Linked DNA regions of Homo sapiens: regions 1, 3 and 4 are each linked to region 2. Evidence: chromatin loops called from intact Hi-C (ENCODE). Cell type or tissue: ascending aorta. All regions are shown on one strand. Region 1 overlaps TMEM184B (transmembrane protein 184B). Region 2 overlaps PICK1 (protein interacting with PRKCA 1). Region 3 overlaps MAFF (MAF bZIP transcription factor F). Region 4 overlaps TPTEP2-CSNK1E (TPTEP2-CSNK1E readthrough).

Region 1 (5,000 bases), 190 kb before region 2:
AATCGAGGTGTTGGCAGGGCCATACTCCTTCTGGAGGCTCTGGGGGAGAATTATTTCCCTGCCTCTTCCAGCTCCTAGAGACCACCTCCATCTGTGGCTTGTGGCGCCTTTCGCCATCTGCAAGGGCAGCAGCGTAGCAGCTTCCACTTTCCTCTCTCTGCTTCCTTTGTCACGCTGCCCTCTTCTCGCTCTCTACCTCCTGCCTTCCTCCTACGAGGACCCTTGTGATGACATGGGCCCACCCAGGTTATCCAGGATAATCTCTCATTTCAGGACCCTTAATTCAGTCACTTCTGCAAAGTCCCTTTTGCCATGTAAGGTAGCATGTTCACAGGCTCTGGGGGTTAGGATGTCAACATCTTTGGGGGATTATTCTTCAGCCTACCACACAGCACATAATAAAATCCATGGGCAGAGGGGATAGCAGCAGTAAGGTGTCCCTCAAACATGAGTTAAAATGACTCTGACGATAGAATCTGGGTGAGATGGTGGGATGCTCCCGAAATAAACTCCAAGGCAGGTGGCCAAGTTCAGTGACGACATAGCTGCGTAGCTTATCTGAGAAAGGATGTCTCTGATGGGGGGCCAGCCGGAAGACGTCTTTCCTGGAAGAGGAGGGAGGTGGGGCAGTCTTGGGAGAAGTGAGACTTTGGGTCCCACGGCCAGCTCCTGCCACATTCTCAGTGGATTTCAGGTTGGGAGGAGGGATACCATTACAGTTGAAAATAAACATAGAAATAAACGACACTGGATGTCTGCTTCCTCATCAGCCTCCCTACAGTTCTGGAAGACGGTCCAGGCCCACATCCCCTTCTCTGCTGTTCTAGAATTCAGAACGCTCAGAAATCCCAAAGGTTCTTCTAAGTCTGCAGCAGACTAATTTCTGCTGCAAAAATCTGACCTGAATTGATGTGATACTAATTATGGCCTTTAAAACTATCTTCCTTAGGGTGACTAACAGTATGTTTTCCTATGAAAGTACTATATGTTTGCTTTTGGGGTGTTGCACCCACCCTTCCAGGAGTGTCACTGTGTCTAGCAGCATAATCCTTTCTAAAATCTGAAAAATTCGGCTGGGCACGGTGGCTCATGCCTATAATCCCAGAGCTTTGGGAGGCTGAGGTTGGTGGATCACTTGAGGTCAGGAGTTCGAGACCAGCCTGGCCAATATGGTGAAACTCTGTCTCTACTAAAAATACAAAAATTAGCCGGGCATGTGGCTTATGCCTGTAATCCCAGCTACTAGGAAGGCTGAGGCAGGAGAATCGCTTGAACCTGGGAGGCGGAGGTTGCAGTGAGCCGAGATTGTTCCTCTGTACTCCAGTCTGGGTGACAGAGTGAGACTTAGTCTAAAAAAAAAAAAAAAAAAATTTGGAAAAATTCTAAATTCTTAAACCCATTTAGTCCAAAAGCCTTAGCTACAGGACAGTGCACCTGGACTTTTCTCCCTAAGAAACACAGTCAGAGAGGTCCAGTCACCTGCCTCAGGCCCAGCTTAGGTGATAATGCTGAGGTTCCAACTCAGTTCCCTGTCTCAGAGCCTGGGACAAAGTGCAGACTGCGTGGCCTGGCCTCTTTGCCACCTGCTGGGTGGCGTGTGAATGAGAGACAGGTGTGGAGACTGCACTCACTGGCAGGTAGGCTGTATGTGGGGGAGGTGGGGGTCCTTGAATTTGTTTTCTGTCTGATCTGCAGCCTGGAACTGAGCCAGGGGGCCTTGTCTGGGGAAGGACAGAGAGGCAGAGAGATTGCAGAGGAGAGGGGAATAGCAGCAGCCATTAGGAAGCCTTGGGCCTTTGCCTATCACTATAGCACTGCTCTCCAAACTTCCTTGGATCACACAGCCCTATCAGTAAAAAAGAAACCAGAACAAAACCTCTTGAACATGCACCCCCAATATGTGGATATTGGTGTAATTATAAGTGTATGTTACAATAAGTATACACGTATATTACTTTACTGTTTCAGTGTGTACGTAATAAAACCTACACCAAAAACAGAAACCAAAGGCCAAGCTAAAGATGTAATAAAGAAAATTTTTACTTTGTTGACGGTACAGAAACCTCCTGGGTTCATACACGGGGTCATTTTTTGGAACGTGCGCTTTCGTGATCAGTGAGAGAGAGTTTGGAAGGTCTGGCTGGCTTCACGTTCGGCTTGTTTAGAGACTGGGTTTTAATGGCTGCTTTCCCTGCAAAAGATCCTGTCTGGGACAGGAAGCTGCACACGGAGCAGACGCATCCTTGGCTTTCTTTCTAAATCGGGTTACTCATTTTTCCATCCCGTCCACTGAGTATGCAAAGGATTTGTTGAAATTTGGCCGGTACATTTCCATCCTCCCTGATGCCAATCACGTTTTTGTAAACGAAATGGAAGGTATTTTATTTTAAAATTCTTAACAAGCGAGTCCAAAACCCACTAAAATGCTTTGGAAAATTTTTAATGGACTAGAAAATTCTGTTACGTAGCTTTTTAGGAGTTCAGCTATGAGAGGATTTTTTTTTTCTTTTTAAAGTCAGTGACAGACATATTGTTTTGGTGCATGCCAGTAATACCAGCTACTTGGGAGGCTGAGGCAGGAGAATCACTTGAATTCTGGAGGTGGAGGTTGCCGTGAGTCGAGATCGCGCCATTGCACTCCAGCCTGGGCAACAAGAGCGAAACTCTATCTCAAAAAAAAAAAAAAAAAAAAACTATTAATGTCCACTTCCAGGCTTTGATACTGTACTACAGCTAGACTAGACGTCACCCGTTGAGGAAGCTGGGTGAAGGGCATACAGGACCCTAGATTCTATTTTTGCAATTTCCTGTGAACCTACGATTATTTCAAAATAGAAAGTTTAAAAAGTCTTTATCAAGTACAGATGCACACCGAAGTATTTAACATTACATCTGGGGGACAGGGAAAGATGCAACAAGATTGCGCAGTGTTGCTAACCGTTAAAGCTCAGTGATGGAGAGGTGGAAAAATTCATTACACTATTTGTTCCAGTTTTGTATGTTTGAAATGTTCCATAATAAAAAGCTTTAGACAGCAGAACAACAGATTTTTCTATGAAATGTGTAGTAAGATGGGGAGGGACTCAGTTTGTATCAGAGATTTATTGGTTATCTTGTGGAAAAGCAATCAATAAGGATTGTTGGCCGGGCATGGTGGCTCACGCCTGTAATCCCAGCACTTTGGGAGGCCGAGGTGGGAGGATCACGAGGTCAGGAGTTTGATACCACCCTGTCCAAGAGACCAGCCTGGCCAATAAGGTGAAAACCTGTCTCTACTAAAAATACAAAAATTAGGCAGGCATGGTGGTGGGTGCCTGTAATCCCAGCTACTTGGGAGGCTGAGGCAGGAGAATTGCTTGAACCCGGGAGGCAGAGGTTACAGTGAGTTGAAGATCACACCACTGCACTCCGGCCTGGGTGACAGAGTGAGACTCCAAATCCAAAAAAAAAAAAAGGTCCCCTGGGCTAATTTTTGTATTTTTAGTAGAGACGGGGTTTCTTCATGTTGGTCAAGCTGTTCTCAAACTCCCGACCTCAGATGATCCACCCGCCTTGGACTCCCAAAGTGCTGGGATTACAGGCGTGAGCCACCATGCCCAGCCCAACAGTACTATTAACTGAAGTACAGACCTTATTCAGTTTTCTGCATTTTCATGTAGGGTGTATGTGTAGTTCTCTTCAATTTTATCACATGTAGATTCATGTAACCACTACCACTATCAAGATACAAACTGTTTCATCACCTGGAAGGAACTCCCCTGGTACCCTTTAAAATTACACACCCCCACCCATCATCGTCACTGTCCTCTGCCAACTACTACACCATGCTCCATCTTTATAGCTTTGTCATTTTGAGCATGTTACATAAATGGATCATGCAGTATGTGACCTTTTGAGATTGGCTGGTTTCACAAAATGTAACACCCCTGAGATCCATCCAGATCACTTGTGTGTATCAGTAATTTGTTCTTTTTTCTTGCTGGGTACTATTCCATGGTCTGGATATACCAGAGTTTAACTTTTTGCCTGTTGAAGTACATGGGTTCTTCCCAGATTTTGATGATTACAGATACGGCTGCCGTGAACATTTGTGTACAGGCTTTTGTGTGAATATACGTTTTCATTCCTGTAGAATAAATGTCCACAGTGATTACTGGGTTGTGTAGTAAATGCATGTTAGTTTTATAAGAAACTGCCGGGGCCAGGCATGGTGGCTCACGCCTGTAATCCCAGCACTCTGGGAGGCTGAGGTGGGTGGATCACAAGGTCAGGAGTTCAAGACCAGCCTGGCCAATATGGTGAAACCCCGTCACTACTAAAAATACAAAAAAAATTAGCCGGCCATGAGGCCGGGTGCGGTGGCTCACGCCTGTAATCCCAGCACTCTGGGAGGCTGAGGCGGGCGGATCACAAGGTCAGGAGTTCAAGATCAGCCTGACCAACATGATGAAACCCCGTCTCTACTAAAAATACAAAAATTAGCTGGGCATGGTGACACGCGCCTATAATCCCACCTACTCAGGAGGCTGAGGCAGGAGAATAGCTTGAACCAGGGAGGTGGAGGTTGCAGTGAGCCAGGATCGTGCTACTGCCCCTCCAGCCTGGGGCGACAGAGTGAGACTCCGTCTCAAAAAAATAAATAAATAAAAAAAATTAGCTGGCCATGGTGGCGGGCACCTGTAATCCCAGCTACTCAGGAGACAGAGGCAGAGAATTGCTTGAACCCGGGAGGTAGAGGTTGCAGTGAGCCAAGATGGTGCCAGTGCACTCCAGCCTGGGCGACAGACCAAGGCTCTGTCTCAAAAAAAAAAAAAAAAAAGAAAGTGCCAAAGTTGTTTTCCATGGTGGCTGCACCATTTTATCTTCCCACCAGCAATGTGTGGGAGATCAGGTTTCTCTGCATCCTTGCCAGCATTTGATATTGTCAGTATTTTTTATTTTATAGGTATATGATATATATTTTTTGGTACCCAGGTATGGGATGTGAAGGTGTTTTCAGT
Region 2 (5,000 bases):
ACCCCGGTGAGTCTGCGACAGCTCATAAAAGGCCCGTAGGAGGTTCTTGGTGTGTTCCGTCATCCCTGTGGGAGAGACCGAGTGATGCGGAATGGGGACGCATGGCGGGGACCACACTGGCCCAGGGCAAGGCCTCCAATTGCCCATGCCACCCAAGGCCTCTGCTAGGCCCTGATACATGGCCTTTCCCCACCGCCCAACCACAGCCCAGGGGTAAAAGCTCAGTCCGACCCAACCCGTGAGGAGCCCCATCAGACAGGGGCGCCAGCATTTTGTAAGATGCAGGGGTACACAGCCTGCTGTGGGCTTTAGCCCTGGGACAGTGTGGGATTCCGGGGGACTCTCGCTATGTTTACAAGTGCTATTCTCTGAATTTTTATGAGTATCAGGTTTTGTTTTTTTTGAGATAGGGTCTTGCTCTATTGCCCAGACTAGAGTGCGGTGGTGTGATCTTGGCTCACTGCAACCTCTGCCTCCCTGGTTCAAGCGATTCTCATGCCTCAGCCTCTCGAGTACTGATTATAGGCACACACCATCATGCCTGGCTAATTTTTGTATTTTCAGTAGAGATGGCGTTTCACCATGTTGGCCGGGCTGGTCTCAAACTCCTGACCTTAAGTGATCCGCCCACCTCAGCCTCCCAAAGTGCTGGGATTACAGGCGTGAGCCACTGCACCAGGCCCCTGAGTTATTTTTAAATTCAGAAGAAGTATATATTCTTAAGAACTCTTAATGCCCATGGTCCTAGTATTTTGTAGGCTGGCATTCCTAGTGCCAGCACCCCTGTTGCCACTCTGCTGAGAGCATGCTCCCTGGGGTAGAGCTAGTGCCAGGACGAGGCCACCCCCCACCCACCTTTGTATAGCTCAGCGGTCCGCTCCAGCTCCTCTAGCCTCTTGACAAGCCCATCTGTCGGGATTCAAAGAAGAGGGGAGGTCAGTGGGCTCAGCAAGCCACAGGAGGCCCAGGGCCATGCTGGGGAGGGGAGAGGCAACCCCAGAGGAGAACCAGGAAGGGAAAGATCAGGGGTCCCAGGGAGGGGGATTTGGCAGCTCGGGTCAGCTGGGTTCAAAGGTGTTTTGTAAATGACTAGGCCCTCCTCATGGCCAGCGGAGGGTCCGTGCCTAGCAGGCAAAGCTCCCACACTTCTAACACAAAGCCTGCTGACAGCTGGGGAGGAAGGCTGGCAGGGGCCATAGGAATGGAGATGGAGCAGCCAGGCCTCTAGCGCAGGAAGGACATGGTCTCTGCCTCCCAAGCACACAGATGGCTCAGAAGGGAAAACGCAACTTGGGGAGGGAGGGGGAAATTCAGGAAGGCTGAGAGAGCTCACACTGGGAAGAGGCCTTGGTGATCAGTCATTGGCTTAGTGTTTCTTGAGCACCCACTGTGTGCCAGCCACCATGTCAGGCTCACTTTGAGCCAAGTCTTGCTCTCAAGGCTGAAAGCCCAGCAGAGAAGCCAGCCCAGTGGCCGGGCGATGGACAGCAGTGTGATGGTGAGGGCTGCAGGGGAGAGGTGGGGCAGTCAGGTGCTCTCTGCTCCCCAGCCTCCTGTGTTGACCTGGGTCAGGGTTTTTTAGCAGAAGAGGGGAGGAGCGGAGGCTGTGTTCAGGCCTCTCTGGGCAGGGAGGTGGCAGTGCGACAGGCTGTCGGGGAAGGAAGGGAGCAATTCAGAGGTCTTGGGGAGGCTTTGGCCACCCGGTGGCCTCCAGGCCTGGGTTCCCCAGAGCCTTAGCACCTGGCCAGCGGCAGGAAAGGAGCCATGTAAGCATCGTGTTGTTGTTTTTAGCTGGGTCATGGGACATCATGACAGCTTCAATTTTAGAAACCCTATTTAAGGCCAGGGAAATTGCAAGGTTTGGGGGGAAAAACACAACAACCAGTTCTAATTTCATCTCAACGGCTGGTAACTACAGTAACAGGGATTTATAGGCACGGCACCAGGAGGCTGAAAATAGCAGCCGCCACTTTTGTACACCATTTGGAACAAGCTCAGTCCCCACCCCCACTTCCTTAGCCAATAAAGCCCAGTGTGCCCAGCTGAGCCTACAATTTCTAGAAGTATTTATATCTACCCCACAGGCACACTGCAGAGCTGCTGCTATTTTTAAACTCGGACTGGCGACGGTAGGAGGGGGACTGAGTGTTTCGCTGGCCACCCCAGGGAGGGAAAGTGTGTGCGCATGTGTGCATGCGTGTGTAAATGTGCATGTACACGCCTCCCCCCTCGCCTGCGCAGCCACCACGAAGGGAGGACCTGCAGAGGCAAGGGCAGCAGCACCACCTCCTGGACAAAGGAGGCAGGAGGTGGGCCGCGAGAGTGCTGGGGTGAGGGGTAAGGGGCTGAGGGCAGGGGCAGAGGCACCTCCCCACACTAAGTCTATTTTCCCATCTGTGACCTGAGGGGCACTGGCTAAGACAGCCCAGCTGACAGCTGTGGACCCTCCGGGAGCTGGAGAGGCCTCTGGGGGTACAGAGATGGTGACTTCTCAGTTCCACGGGCAGAGGCCAGGGTCAGACCCGCGGGACCCACAGCAGCTTGGTGGGCAGCCATGGTGCCCCCCACTCTTCTCAGCCTGGGCTTGAGTCCCCGGGGCCCCAGCTGGGTGGGAAGGGACTCACCATTGCACAGGATGGCCCGGCTCAGGCCCAGAGCATCTGCGGTCCCTGAACTCATGTTCTCCACCAGCCGGTGCTTGACTTTCTTCAACACTGAGCGGGGGACAAAGGACCTGGTGAGTCTGTGGCTGCCCAGAGGCCATCCCTGCCCCCAGCCTTACCTCCATGCACAGGGAGCACCCCACAGGGGGCAGAAGGGCTGCTGGGGGTGGCTGTGAAGTGGGGAATGTCCAGTGGGGAGGTCCTAGGCCCCTGCCCTATTCCCTCTGCTTCACAGAGGTGCTGGCAGCCTGGGCAGTTAAACATGAAGCGCTTCGCCCAGGGCCTGCTACGCAACATCAGCTGCTGGTTGCTGAGAGCCCAGTGCTGCCCGGGCTCAGCACAGGCTAATGGAAGCCAAGGAGGCCTCTTCCCCTCCTCTGTGTCACATCAGGACCTAGGGTGTCACATAAAGGGGAGGGGGAGAAGAGGGGCCCCTGGGCTGGTTATGTGAAAGTAATGGGCACCATCAATGACCATGAAGCTCGGACCCCAGACTCAGTTACTGCATCTGACCAGCTTAGTCCTAGGAAGGGGACTTAGTCCTGTGTTGGAACCAGAGGGTTTCGGAGGGAGCTCCCAGATAGATCCAGCCTGCCCTTAGCCCCTTGGCCTCTGGCCCTAGGGTGTATGAAGGGGATTGCTGGGCTCCAGAGCTGAGACCTAGGTGTGCGCTCACCAGGGGCTGCAGCGCCCTCTCTGGGTCTCAGGCTTTGATCCATAATGTGAAGCGGCCGGTCCAGAGGACTCGAAGCTGCTGTCCAGCTCTTGAGTCTTAAAGTTTCTACAGAACCGAGGCTCAGCCCCTCTAACAGGAGGGAACTTGTCCCAGGGCGCAGACCCTCTGCCCAATGCCTGAGGTCCAGTTCAGATCCAGAGTCCCCCTGGGAGCTGATGGCAGGAGAGGCCAGGGAGGAGTGCGCTGTGCTAGAGGGCATGAGGCGCCAGGCCAGGGTTAGGCTGCTCTCCCTTTATGAAGAGTGAGGCCCTGGGCCATGGAAGCCGAGGCGCTGGCCTGCAAAGGACAACCCTAGGGTAGCAAGTCCCCAGAGGAGATGGCAGAAGCAGGGAGGTAGGGGTGAAACGCGGGGGAGTGAGAAACCAGGGACAGAGTACAAGAACAGATGCAGGGAGAGCACCGGGAGGCCTCCCAGGCCTTTCAGATTTGCTTGGTCAGAGGTCAGAGCCCACAGCCATGTAACTCTGGATTCTCCTGTCATAAAGGGGAGGGCAGGGCTGGCTGTGGCACTTCTCCTTTGGGCCAGGGCCCATCCAGGGAGGCTGCTGGACACCCGTAACTGCTCTGACCAGCTTACCAATGTCCAGGGACATGCCCTGCTTGGGGTCCGCCTGCAGCTTGTTGTAGTGGATGGTCACCTCCCCCTGGAAGAGCAGCACACACAGACTAGTGAGCGAGGCTCCACACCCTGAGCCCCTTCCCAGCCAAGACTGTTCTGGACTGAGACTCCTGAGCCCAAGGCCGGGTGCGGTGGCTCACACCTGTAATCCCAACAATTTGGGAGGCTGAGGCAGGCAGATCACTTGAGGTCAGGAGTTTGAGACCAGCTTGGGCAACATGGCAAAACCCCATCTCTATTAAAAATACAAAAATTAGCTGGGCGTAGTGGCGCGTGCCTGTAATCCCAGCTGCTCAGGAGGCTGAGGCAAAGAATCACTTGAACCTGGGAGGCGGAGGTTGCAGTGAGCTGAGATCACACCATTGCACTCCAGCCTGGATGACAGAATGAGATTCTGTCTCAAAAAAAAAAAAAAAAAAAAGAATCCTAAGCCCCAGTAAGGGCCAGGCTGAGCGCTGTGACATGGCCCCACCTTGTGACCCTGTCTGATCCCAGGCCCCTCCCTTCCTACTCTACATCCAAGCCCTGGGGAATCAGTGGGGACAGGGCCGGCACCGGGCCCACAGCCTGGCGGTCTCTGATGTCTTGTGCTTCGGCCAGGTCAGGCTCTCCTTCTTCCCTCCCCACGCAAACCACACTCCAAGCCTTTGCCGTGTCATTTCCCTACACTGATTATTCCCTCCTCCACCCCAAAACACCCCATCCCCAGGAATCCCTCTACTCATCGAACAGCACATCTGAGCACTTGCTCTGTGCCTGGTGCTGGGGCACCAAGGGGAGGGGCAGGGGCAGCCCCAGCCCCGCAAGGCTGATGCGAATCAGGGAATTACACAAACCACTTTCTAACGACTGCTCAGGAGACAAAGGCTTCTCCCAAGAGGACTTGCCTGAGCACGGGAGGGCGCTGTGTTCACTCTCATCCTTGCAAACCAAAAGCCCTTGAACTTGGGACCACATTCATCCAAATATAAAACAGGATTTT
Region 3 (5,000 bases), 150 kb before region 2:
GCCCGGGTTGCTCTTGGACTCCTAGTCTCAGATGATCCTCTTGCTTCAGCCTCCCAAAGTGCTGGGATTACAGGTGTGAGCCACCATGCTCCGCCAGAATCCAGTCCTAAATTTCATTGTGCCCATGGCTTTGTCTTCCCAGGAGCTCCTGTGCTCTAAGCAACCAAGAGGAAGCATCGAAGTTTCAGCATCACTGGTCTCTGTCGCCATCTCCCCTCCACCTCATACCCTGTGCAATAGCTGGTGATGTGCACTAGCCCTCCCCGCCACCAGAAGCCCTAAGGGGTTGAAAGCAGAACCCCATTTTAGACACCCCTCGCCAAAAAACATAGTCCAGGATACACATTTATTCTCTGTGGAAAAAGAAAGAATTTGACTTTATTTAGAAAGTCTACAAAATACAGAAGACGATAACTCGCTTGCTGTAAGTCAGGAAATAAATAAATTCTAGGAGCCGGGCAATATTTTTTAACTTTTTTTTTGAGACAGGATTTTGCTATGTTGCCCAGGCTGGAGTGCAGTGGTGCGATCTCAGCTCACTACAACCTCTGCCTTCTGGGCTTAAGTGATCCTCCTGCCTCAGCCTCCCAAGTAGCTGGGACTACAGGCATGAGCCACCATGCATGGCTAATTTTTGTATTTTTTGTAGAGATGGGGTTTCACCATGTTGTCCAGGCTGGTCTCAAACTCCTGGACTCAAGCGATCCCCCTCCTTGGACTCCCAAAGTGCTGGGATTACAGATGTGAGCCACCGCGCCCGGCTTAAACATTTTTTGTTGTTGCTCTCCGGCTTTCCCTAAATATAAGATAAAATGTGATTTATTTGCAGATATAAAATATAAAGCCCAGCTCAGGGCCATACGCCACTTTTCCCAGGGAGCAGGAGCTCGGGCTCTGGCTGGGGAGAATAACTTAGATCCGTGCAATAAATAAACAGTGGGGAGGGGCAGTGTGGACAGTGTTGGGGGAGGGACTGAGACTGGGCTTCCCAGGAGAATGACAATCAAAGGCAGGGGTCAGCCCCCACCCCACAGTGGACACTGACAGGGGTTGAGGTGGGACCCTTCTTCTTAGGACCCCACTCCAGACTGTAGTAGGACTGCAGGGTCTGTCTCCTTGTCTCCCTATTTGCCACAGCAGTCCATGGCCCCCTTTCTCTGACTGGCCAGCCCCCGGACACCCTGGCTGCAGGGACAGCCTAGGGCTGAGCCAGGCCAGCTCCTTCCCACTCTTCCATCCGTGTCACCTTCTCTCTCCCTCTGCTTCTCTCCCCCTCCCTTGCAGAGAGCGGTCTCCCAAGCCAGGGAGGCCCTCCCACCACATTTCTGAGTCCCTGTCCACTGTCCCCCTGAAAACCATGGCTGGACTCAGGGCAGCAGTGAGGACACCCAGGTTTTGGTCCCAACACAACCACTAAGTGAAATGTGACCTCAGGCCTGTTTCCCCATCCGTGAACTGGGTTTCACTAGTCTTCCCACCCACTCTTTTAGTTTCGGAAGGCCAGGCACCCCCAGGCCCAACCAGAGGTGGGGGCATCTCTTCAGTGCAATTTCTCAGCAGGACGGTCCCGTAAGTCACAGACAGCCAAACCTAGCTTTGAATCCTGGGAGGGTTTGGAGGGCATATTGGCACAATAAGAGCAGTTTCCAAGATGAGGGGTGCCCTCTTCTCCCCCAACAGCTGTTCTCTAAGCCGGCTCTGTATCTCTCAATCTAAAAAGGCTAAACTTTCAGCCAAGGGCGATCCCAGATCCAGACCTCTGCCCCATCCCCAACCTACCCAAGTTCCCCTTCCCAGGGTCATTCGGTCCCAGTTTGGGGGGCTGCAAGAGGAAGACAGGGCCCACGAAGGGAATGTGTGTGCACCAAGGGGCCAGTGCTGCAGAGAAATGGGACCTGGGCACAGAGGCGGCGCTCAGGCACTTTGGGGAGGGAGCTGAGGCCGGAGGGGCGTGGCTGAGGCATGGCGGGGGCGGGCACTAGGAGCAGGAGGCCGGGCCGTGGGCGGGGTCCGGGCCGTGGGCGGGGCCAGACCCCGAGCCCGGGGTGGACTTGACGATGGTGATGACGCTGGCCGGCGCCACGAGCGTGGCGGGCCCGCGGGCGGCGGCCACGGAGCGCGCGAAGCCCTGCAGCGCCTCGCACTTGCCGCGCAGCGCGTCGAGCTCCAGGCGCATGGCGGCGTTCTCGCGCGCCAGCTTGTCCACCTCGCGCTCCAGCTCCGACTTCTGCTTCTGCAGCTCCTCCTTCTGGCACACGCGCTTCACGCGGCAGCTGGCGGCGTAGCCACGGTTTTTGAGTGTGCGGCGCCGCTGCTTGAGCCGTGTCACCTCCTCGGCGGAGAGCCCGCGCAGATGCCGGTTCAGCTCGCGCACCGACAGCCCCATCAGCGCCTCGTCCGACAGGTGCGGCGTGTTCTCGCTCAGCTCTCGCTTGATCTGCGGGCATGAGGAAACTGAGGTCCAGGGGACTGGGGACGGGCCCCCCCGCTCCACCCGCGGTGTTCCTCTTTCACCGCCTTAGCCGCCGAGGTGGTGGGTGGACTTGATCCAAAACCCCGAAGGGGAGCAGGAATCCGGGAAGGGGAAACCGGGCCAGACTAGGATCGGGACACAAAAGGAGGCCACCCCGGGGCTCAGCCTGAATTCTAACCTAGCGCCAAGCCCTGGACTCAGCCAGAGAAACCCAGGTCGGAAAGCACCTTTGAATGCCCCAGGGGACATTGACCCGATGGGGAAGGAGGCCTGGAGAGGGAAGTGACCTACCCCAGGGACATGCAGCCTGTGACCAGAGCCCAGGCCTCCTGGTCCCAGCCCATGGCTGTGGCCCTTCCCTTTGGCATCATGAAGGCCTGGTGCCTGCTGAGCCACCCAGGGGATTCCAGGAAAGAAGGGGAAGTTGGGATGAGGAGGCTCTGCATGGGCAGGGAGGGAGGGCTTCACTGGGTTGACAGAGGCTGCCTCCTCACCTTTAGAGCTTTGCTGGATAGGGGATCCACAGACATGTTTGCAGAAGGTGCCCTCTGGGCTGCAGACCTAGGGTAGAAAGGAGGTCAAAGTCACTGTTTTGTTTTTGGTTTCCCATTTAGAATAAAATCCAAACTCACTACCTTGCCATTCAAGGCCTCTGCTATCTTAGAACTGATTCATACCTGCCACCTTCCTCTCTCCACATTGGTCCACAGGCCTCCTTGAATGGCTCCTTCCAGCCGCGGGAGCTGTGCACAGGCTGTGCTCTTTACTGTTCTAGCCCCATGGTGACTCCTCATCATTTAGGTCTTTGCCCAATGTCACCTCCTCAGGAGGTCCTCTTTGACCATTCTGGCTAAACGCCTCTGTGTCACATCACATAACCCCGCCTATTAACCCTTGTAACAGTCACCTCTTCTGCATTTCTCATGCTTGGTTCCTCATCTATGATTTGTTTCTCCTTCCCACTCCTCCTCCACCAAAACGGAAGCCAATGAAGGCAGAGGCCTTCCCTGTCTCACCACGGCATCAATATGCCTAAATCAGTGCCTGGTATATAGTAGATGGCTCAGTAAGTGTGCACCAAATGAATAGATGTGCCTCTCCTGACCATTCTTCCACATGGGGCTTGGACATGTGCCTTTGATTTGATTTTTCAGAACTTTTCTTTCTCTTTTTCTTTCTTTCTTTTTTTTTTTTTTTTTTTTTTTTTGAGACAGAGTCTCACTCTGTCACCCAGGCTGGAGTGCAGGGGCGCGATCTTGGCTCACTGCAACCTCCGCCTCCCGTGTTCAAGGGATTCTCCTGCCTCAGCCTCCCAAGTAGCTGGGATTACAGGTGCCTGTCACCACGCCCAGCTAATTTTTTGTATTTTTAGTTTATTTTTATTTTTAGAGACAGGGTTTCGCCATGTTGGCCAGGCTGGTTTTGAACTACTGACCTCAGGTGATCCACCCGCCTCAGCCTCCCAAAGTGCTGGACAGGTGTGAGCCACTGTGCCCAGCCAATTTTTCAGAACTTTTCTTAAAGTATAACCTACATACAGAAAAGTACACACAGCATATGTGCACCAGTAAATGCCTTTACACAAAGCCCATCCAGCACCCCGTAAGATACAACATCAGCCAGTCCCCTCTCTCCCCAGGCCTCCTTCATCTAGACCTCTGTTTTGGGAAAGTTTTCCCAACCTCCTGGGGGCTGCCCCATACTAACTCAGCATGCCCTAGGCAGATGGGGCAGCCATCCCTAGACCAATGAGGGCCTCTCATCTCCTAATCCTCCCTCCCACAGGCCTGACAGCCACATGCTCCTTCAACAACTATTTATTGAGCTCTTTGCCAAACATGTACTTGGTAATGGGGAGAAAAAGGTGAATAAAACTCGTGGAGGGTCAGTGGTCATTGCTCTGGGCTGGAGAAGGGGACCATCTCCCAAAGTCCCCTTTAAAGCAGCAGTCCTCTCTGTCTCTAGCTGATAGGATCTACTTTGCCAATCCTCTCAGGTTCTCCGCCATGAGAACCTGAGTTTTCTCATCTGTCTCCAAGGGGAGGGGGCAGTGATAAGAAGCCAAGGAAAATAAAGGAAGATAGGCTGGGCGCGGTGGCTCACGCCTGTAATCCCAGCACTTTAGGAGGCTGAGACGGGCAGATCACCTCAGTTCAGGAGTTCAAGACCAGCCTGGCCAACATGGCAAAACCCTGTCTCTACCAAAAACACAAAAATTAGCCCAGGCGTGGTGGTGCATGCCTGTAGTCCCAGCTATTTGAGAGGCTGAGGCAGGAGAATTGCTTAAACCTGGGAGGTGGAGGTTACAGTGAGCCGAGATTGCGCCACTGCACTCCAGCCTGGGAGCCTGGGTGACAGAGTGAGACTCCATCTCAAAAAAAATAAATAAATAAAAAGAAAACAAAGGAAGATGCTTTGTGATCTGAGCTGTAGCATCCTATAAACACGTACCGTATCGGAAAGAGCATCACCCAGTTTTGTGGACAGCAGAGGGCAAAAGCCAGATCCAAGTCCTGGTTCCTTGAGC
Region 4 (5,000 bases), 280 kb before region 2:
ATTTCTTCCCCTCACATTCACCCAGAATGGGTCTATGTCCAGCCTGGTGGGGACCCTGCCTGGGCTGGGGGCTTGTCTCCCCACCAAAGAGGAGATATAGCAGGTACAGGCACCAGCACATGGCGGGGCTCAGAATATCCCCGCTGGATTGAATATGTGACTTCAGTCCATAGAATGAGAGGCTCCTGGCCGGGCGCAGTGGCTCATGCCTGTAATCCCAGCACTTTCGGAGGCTGACGTGGGCAGATCACGAGATCAAGAGATCAAGACCATCCTGGCCAACATGGTGAAACCCTGTCTCTACTAAAAATACAAAAATACAAAAATTAGCTGGGTGTGGTGACACGCGCCTGTAGTCCCAGCTACTCGGGAGGCTGAGGCAGGAGAATCACTTGAACCCAGGAGGCGGAGGTTGCACTGAGCCAAGATGGCGCCACTGCACTCCAGCCTGGGAGACAGAGGGAGACTCTGTCTCAAAAAAAAAAAAAAAAGAATGAGAGGCTCCTGGCCCAGCCTCACCTGCTGATTAGCGGGATGTAGAGGCTTTCTAGTGCTGGCTTCAGATCTTGTCACTCCACTGTCACCTTTGTTGTCTCCAGTGCCCACCTCTAAACTATTGTATTAAAATTATAGAATAACATGTTTTTAAATCAGCTTGCTTTTTTTTTACTTGAACAATTTTATTATTTTATTTTTGAAACTGAGTCTCACTCTGTCACCCAGGTTGGAGTGCAACGGCGCGATCTCAGCTCACTGCAACCTCTGCCTCCCAGGTTCAAGCGATTCTCATGCCTCAGCCTCCTAAATAGCTAGGATTACATGTGTGTGCCACCACGCCCAGCTCATTTTTGTATTTTTAGTACAGATGGGGTTTCACTATGTTGACCAGGCTGGTCTCGAAATCCTGACCTCAAGTGATCCGCCCGCCTTGGCCTCCCAAAGTGCTGGGATTACAGGCGCGAGCCACTGTGCCTGGAACAATTTTATTTTAAAAGGAAACTTCCTATCCCTACATAAGTGGAAACCAGTATCAACTTGCCACATATGGAAGGTAAAAGTGAAAAGAAATAGAATGAAGTCAAACAAGGAGTTTCTATTCTAGCCAGGTACTCCTGCTGGTCAGTGCTGGGCCCAAGGCCCAGGACCTGCCTCTCTGACTTTTGTTTTGGTTTCATTTGTTTTTTTTAGGGGGACAGGGTCTCACTCTTGCCCAGGCTGGAGTGCAGTGGTGCGATCTTGGCTCACTGCAACCTCAAACCCCCGAGCTCAAGCAGTCCTCCCAATTCAGCCTCCCAAGTAGCTGGGACCACAGGCACACACCATCATGCCGGGCTAATTTTTGTATTTTTTGTAAAGAGGTTTTCACCATGTTGCCCAGGCTGGTCTGTAATTCCTGGGCTCTAGTGATCTGTCACCTCGGCCTCCTGAAGTGCTGGGATTACAGGACCACAGCCAACCTCTGCCTCTCCATTGACGAGGTTGATAAGGTGGTGTAGACGGCTAGCACTCGATGGAGACCTCCTGACCCCATCAAAGGGAAGGGGAAAACACAGGAAGCTCTCCCACTGTGTGGTCAGGGCTAGTACCAGCTCTGTCCCTGGGCCTTGACAGGGCCTGGAGACACCTTTGGGAGGAGCAGTTCCAGCCCAAACTCCTGCAAGGGAGGGATGGAGAGGGGAGAGGCTGAACACAACCCACCTGGAACCCGGGGCTGGGCCCGATGCTTTGAATACCAACTTAATCTTCACAACAGCCTGTGAAGGGTGTGTGTATGCACGCGCGCGTGTGTGTGTGTACACCAATTTCTTGCTGAGAAAAAGGAGGCTCAGAGAGGTTAAGGCATTCGCTGGAGTCCACAGCAACCAAGCCGCTGGAACCCCTCCGCCGGGTTCCGAGGCCCTCGCTGTTCTCAGGCCAGCGCAGAATTGGTCCCAGGGCTGGACTCCTCCAGGTGGGGCGCCCGGAGCACTCCCGACCACCTGCTCCAAGGACACTGCCTCCTGGAAGCGTCCCTGGTTTCCCTTCGGAGGTGAACTCGTTCAGGGCACTTCTCGGAGTCGCAGTCTCAGGTGGCCAGGGCAGGCCTTCTCCCTATGGGTGCTCCCCACGTCCGCCCTGGGCTTGGCAATGAGAAGCAGCCCCGCCCCGCGTGACCAGGACCCGCCTGCAGCGCCCGCGGCGGCCACACGGGGGCAGCAGGCGAGCGCCGCCCGAATTCCCGGGTCCCAGCCTGGGCTGGACCGGAGGGCACTGGCGGGTTGCCTCGCCCCAAGAGCCTCAGTTTCTCTGTCTATATAATGGACTAGGCTGTCTGCCAGGGCCTTTTTGGTCCTAGCAATCTGACCCCAAGCGAGCTTTATTAACAAATAGAAAAAAGAAGACATAAAAACAAACAGCCGGGCGCGGTGGCTCATTCCTGTAATCCCAGCACTTTGGGAGGCCGAGGCGGGCGGATCACCTGAGATCGGGAGTTCGAGACCAGCCTGACCAACATGGAGAAACCCCGTTTCTACTAAAAATACAAAATTAGCCAGGCGTGGTGGCACATGCCTGCAATCCCAGCTACTCGAGAGGCTGAGGCAGGAGAATGTTTGAACCTGGGAGATGGAGGTTGCAGTGAGCCGAGATTGTGCCATTGCACTCCAGCCTGGGCAACAAGAGCAAACTGTGTCTCAAAATAAAATAAAATAATAAAAATAAATAAATAAATAAAACAAATGCAAAGGGGTGTTTGCTGAGTGTCCCTGATGGGTCCCACAGAAAAGTCCAGGCCCAGGTGGAGACCAAGAGCCAGGAGAGCACCACGAGTCCCCTGAGGTCACACCTGACTCCCAGCCCAACTCTGGGCCAGTGGAAACCCTCATGTCCAGATGGGGAAACTGAGGCCCAAATGGTATGGGGACTTGCCCAAGCCCTCAAATGGAGGACAGGGCAGAGCTGAGCCTGGGACTCTCACCCAAGTGGTCTCCGGGGGCCTCCCTCTAAGTCTAAGGACTTAGCAACCCCTTCGCTCACGTTTTTTGGATTTTTTTTTAAGGCAGAGTCTCTCTGTTGCCCAGGCTGGAGTGCAGTGGCACGATCTTGGCTCACTGCAACCTCTGCCTCCCGGGTTCAAATGATTCTCCTGCCTCAGCCTCCCGAGTGGCTGGGACTACAGGTGCCCACCACCATGCCCGGCTAATTTTTGTATTTTGAGTAGAGATGGGGTTTCGCCATGTTGGCCAGGCTGGTCTCGAACTCCTGACCTCATGATCTGCCTGCCTCAGCCTCCCAAAGTGCTGGGATTACAGGTGTGAGCCACCGCGCCCAGCCTGTTTTTTGGATGTCTAATGGAACCAGAACTGGCGGTCCCTTCTGTTTATGGACCCGTGCACACAGCAGGAAGGAGAGGCTCCAGAGGCCCTGGACTCGGGGGACAACCCTCGCTTCATCACCTCCTGAGGGTCCACCGCAGCCAGCCCTGGGCCTTCTGCCCCTTTCACTCCAAGATCTCTGGGCTGACCTTCATCAGCCCCTTCCACCCGCCTCAGGAGGTAGGGACAAGGCTGGGGGTGGCCTTTGCAGACCCTGAGAATGAATATTGTCCTGCATACACAGCCCAGTGGCCACGAGAGGCCGACGAAGATACTGAAGGTCACAGAGGGCCAGAGGCGGGGCCAGGGCTTGAGCCACCCTCTCTCCAGGCCCGTCTATACCATTGGGCTGCCCCCTTCAGACCTCCGGGCAGGAAAAGAAGGTAGAGGGGATATTCACTGAGCCCCCGCCTCGAGCCTGGGCCCGACCTGGGGTGTTTGCCTTACTGGCCGCTCCAGCCAGTGTGAGAGGCTGCACTATCATGCACCCCACTGACAGGTGAGGAAGGCGCTGTGACCACCAGAGGAGTGAGCAGACTGGAATTTGAGCCCAGGTCTGCTCAGCTCCTACACCCGGCACTGAGCTTCCGGTCTGACCTGGCTCTTGGGCAGGGGCCCTGCAGGCCGCCTCCCTATGTGGCCCCAGAGTCCAGAGAGCAGCAAGGAGAGTAGGTTTCTACGGTGACCTGGGCAAATGAAGACACTAACCTGTGCCTCAGTTTCCCCAGCCCTTCCCACTCACAGCAAAAAAAGAAACGAGGGCCCTTCAGCCCACCCAGGTCCCATGTTCCAGTGCTGATGTTGGGGACAGCCTGGGGCCCAGCCTCAGGAAGGCTGTGTGAACAGCTTCCTCAGCTGGGAAGTGAGGGCAAGACTGGGAAGGCCCTACAGCCACTGGATCTGGGGCCATGTTGGGGGGCCAGTGAAGGGGGCACCCCAGGCTAGTCTTCCAGGAGCTCCCTGGTTGGGGGGACAAGGAAGGACACAGGCAGGGACAACCAGGGCCACACTCAGGGCCATTGTGAGGGACAGGGATGGGGCTGTTGCCATCGTAGTGACAGAGCTGTGGTATGCTCCTGCCACCTTGCATTCCAGCCCAGGCTGCTCCCATCTTTGGCAGAGGGTGGGAAAACACATGATCCTGCCTTCCAGAGACTGTACTGGTCAGAGAAAGACATCAGCAGGAGAGCCAGAGATTCCTCCTCCTCTCCATCATCACCATCACCATTATTCTCATCACCATCACCGTCACCGTCATCATCATCATCACCATCATGGACTTCAAAGAAGTTCAAAGAATTTCCTCCTCTGGCCAGAGTGAATCCTGTTCTGTGGAAGCAGGAGGCTGGGTGGGAAGCCCTGTGGAGGCTCCACCCGTGTTTGGGTTCTGGGCAGGGATCTGGGGACAGGGGAGGCCTAATGCTTATTGCAGAAATTCTCTGCCTGGGAAGTCAGGATCACTCCTTGGAGGAGGCAGCCTGTCCTCTGAGCTTTCAGGAAAGGAACTGGTTGTGTGGTTCCCTGTAAGCTCTGGAGATGGGGCGGGCAGTAGGGGGAGGAGCACAGCAGTGTGGATGTATTAATACTTAGTGCTGGCCGGGTGCGGTGGCTTACGCCTGTAATTCCAGCAGTTTAGGAGGCCAAGGC

Evidence for each region. A loop is a pair of places that touch in the nucleus more often than their neighbours do. Peaks named below come from ENCODE experiments on the same cell type or tissue, not always from the same donor. Only the 100,000 strongest peaks of a DNase experiment are listed, where the experiment ranks them.
Region 1: it touches region 2 in a loop (9-fold over the local background); 6 of 110 quality-filtered maps call a loop at or near these places.
Region 3: a loop joins it to region 2, with 2.5 times the contacts of the local background. A loop is called at or near these places in 11 of 110 quality-filtered maps.
Region 4: a loop joins it to region 2, with 7 times the contacts of the local background. A loop is called at or near these places in 81 of 110 quality-filtered maps.

What each region holds. Positions count from the first base shown.
Region 1 is chr22:38,254,671-38,259,670 of GRCh38, reverse strand. All of the region lies in intron 1 of TMEM184B (transmembrane protein 184B), which reads left to right. Among named protein-coding and RNA genes, the nearest start is that of TMEM184B, 16 kb to the left of the region's middle. In ascending aorta, no CTCF peak of the experiment used is centred here; DNase peaks (open chromatin) are centred at 561, 2,250 and 2,600; H3K4me3 peaks cover 1,701 bases; H3K27ac peaks cover 4,679 bases.
Region 2 is chr22:38,066,747-38,071,746 of GRCh38, reverse strand. It overlaps PICK1 (protein interacting with PRKCA 1), which reads right to left. Exons shown (of 13, transcript NM_012407.4): 5 at 3,977-4,043; 6 at 2,625-2,714; 7 at 856-909; 8 at 3-65. Among named protein-coding and RNA genes, the nearest start is that of PICK1, 12 kb to the right of the region's middle. In ascending aorta, a CTCF peak has its summit at 2,305 (motif pointing left); DNase peaks (open chromatin) are centred at 2,126 and 4,566; H3K4me3 peaks cover 995 bases; H3K27ac peaks cover 5,000 bases.
Region 3 is chr22:38,211,857-38,216,856 of GRCh38, reverse strand. MAFF (MAF bZIP transcription factor F) reads right to left here. Exons shown (of 3, transcript NM_012323.4): 2 at 2,968-3,034; 3 at 350-2,437. The coding sequence starts at 3,003. The coding sequence ends at 1,979. It also overlaps a transcript of TMEM184B not described here. Among named protein-coding and RNA genes, the nearest start is that of SNORA92, 10 kb to the left of the region's middle. RefSeq lists silencers at 1,885-2,254, 2,425-2,474, enhancers at 2,470-3,051, 4,565-4,709 and a cis regulatory region at 4,637. In ascending aorta, a CTCF peak has its summit at 2,246 (motif pointing left); a DNase peak (open chromatin) is centred at 1,991; H3K4me3 peaks cover 727 bases; H3K27ac peaks cover 2,741 bases.
Region 4 is chr22:38,350,505-38,355,504 of GRCh38, reverse strand. All of the region lies in intron 4 of TPTEP2-CSNK1E (TPTEP2-CSNK1E readthrough), which reads left to right. It also overlaps the pseudogene TPTEP2. Among named protein-coding and RNA genes, the nearest start is that of CSNK1E, 36 kb to the right of the region's middle. RefSeq lists a silencer at 2,064-2,303. In ascending aorta, a CTCF peak has its summit at 2,171 (motif pointing right); a DNase peak (open chromatin) is centred at 2,144; H3K27ac peaks cover 501 bases.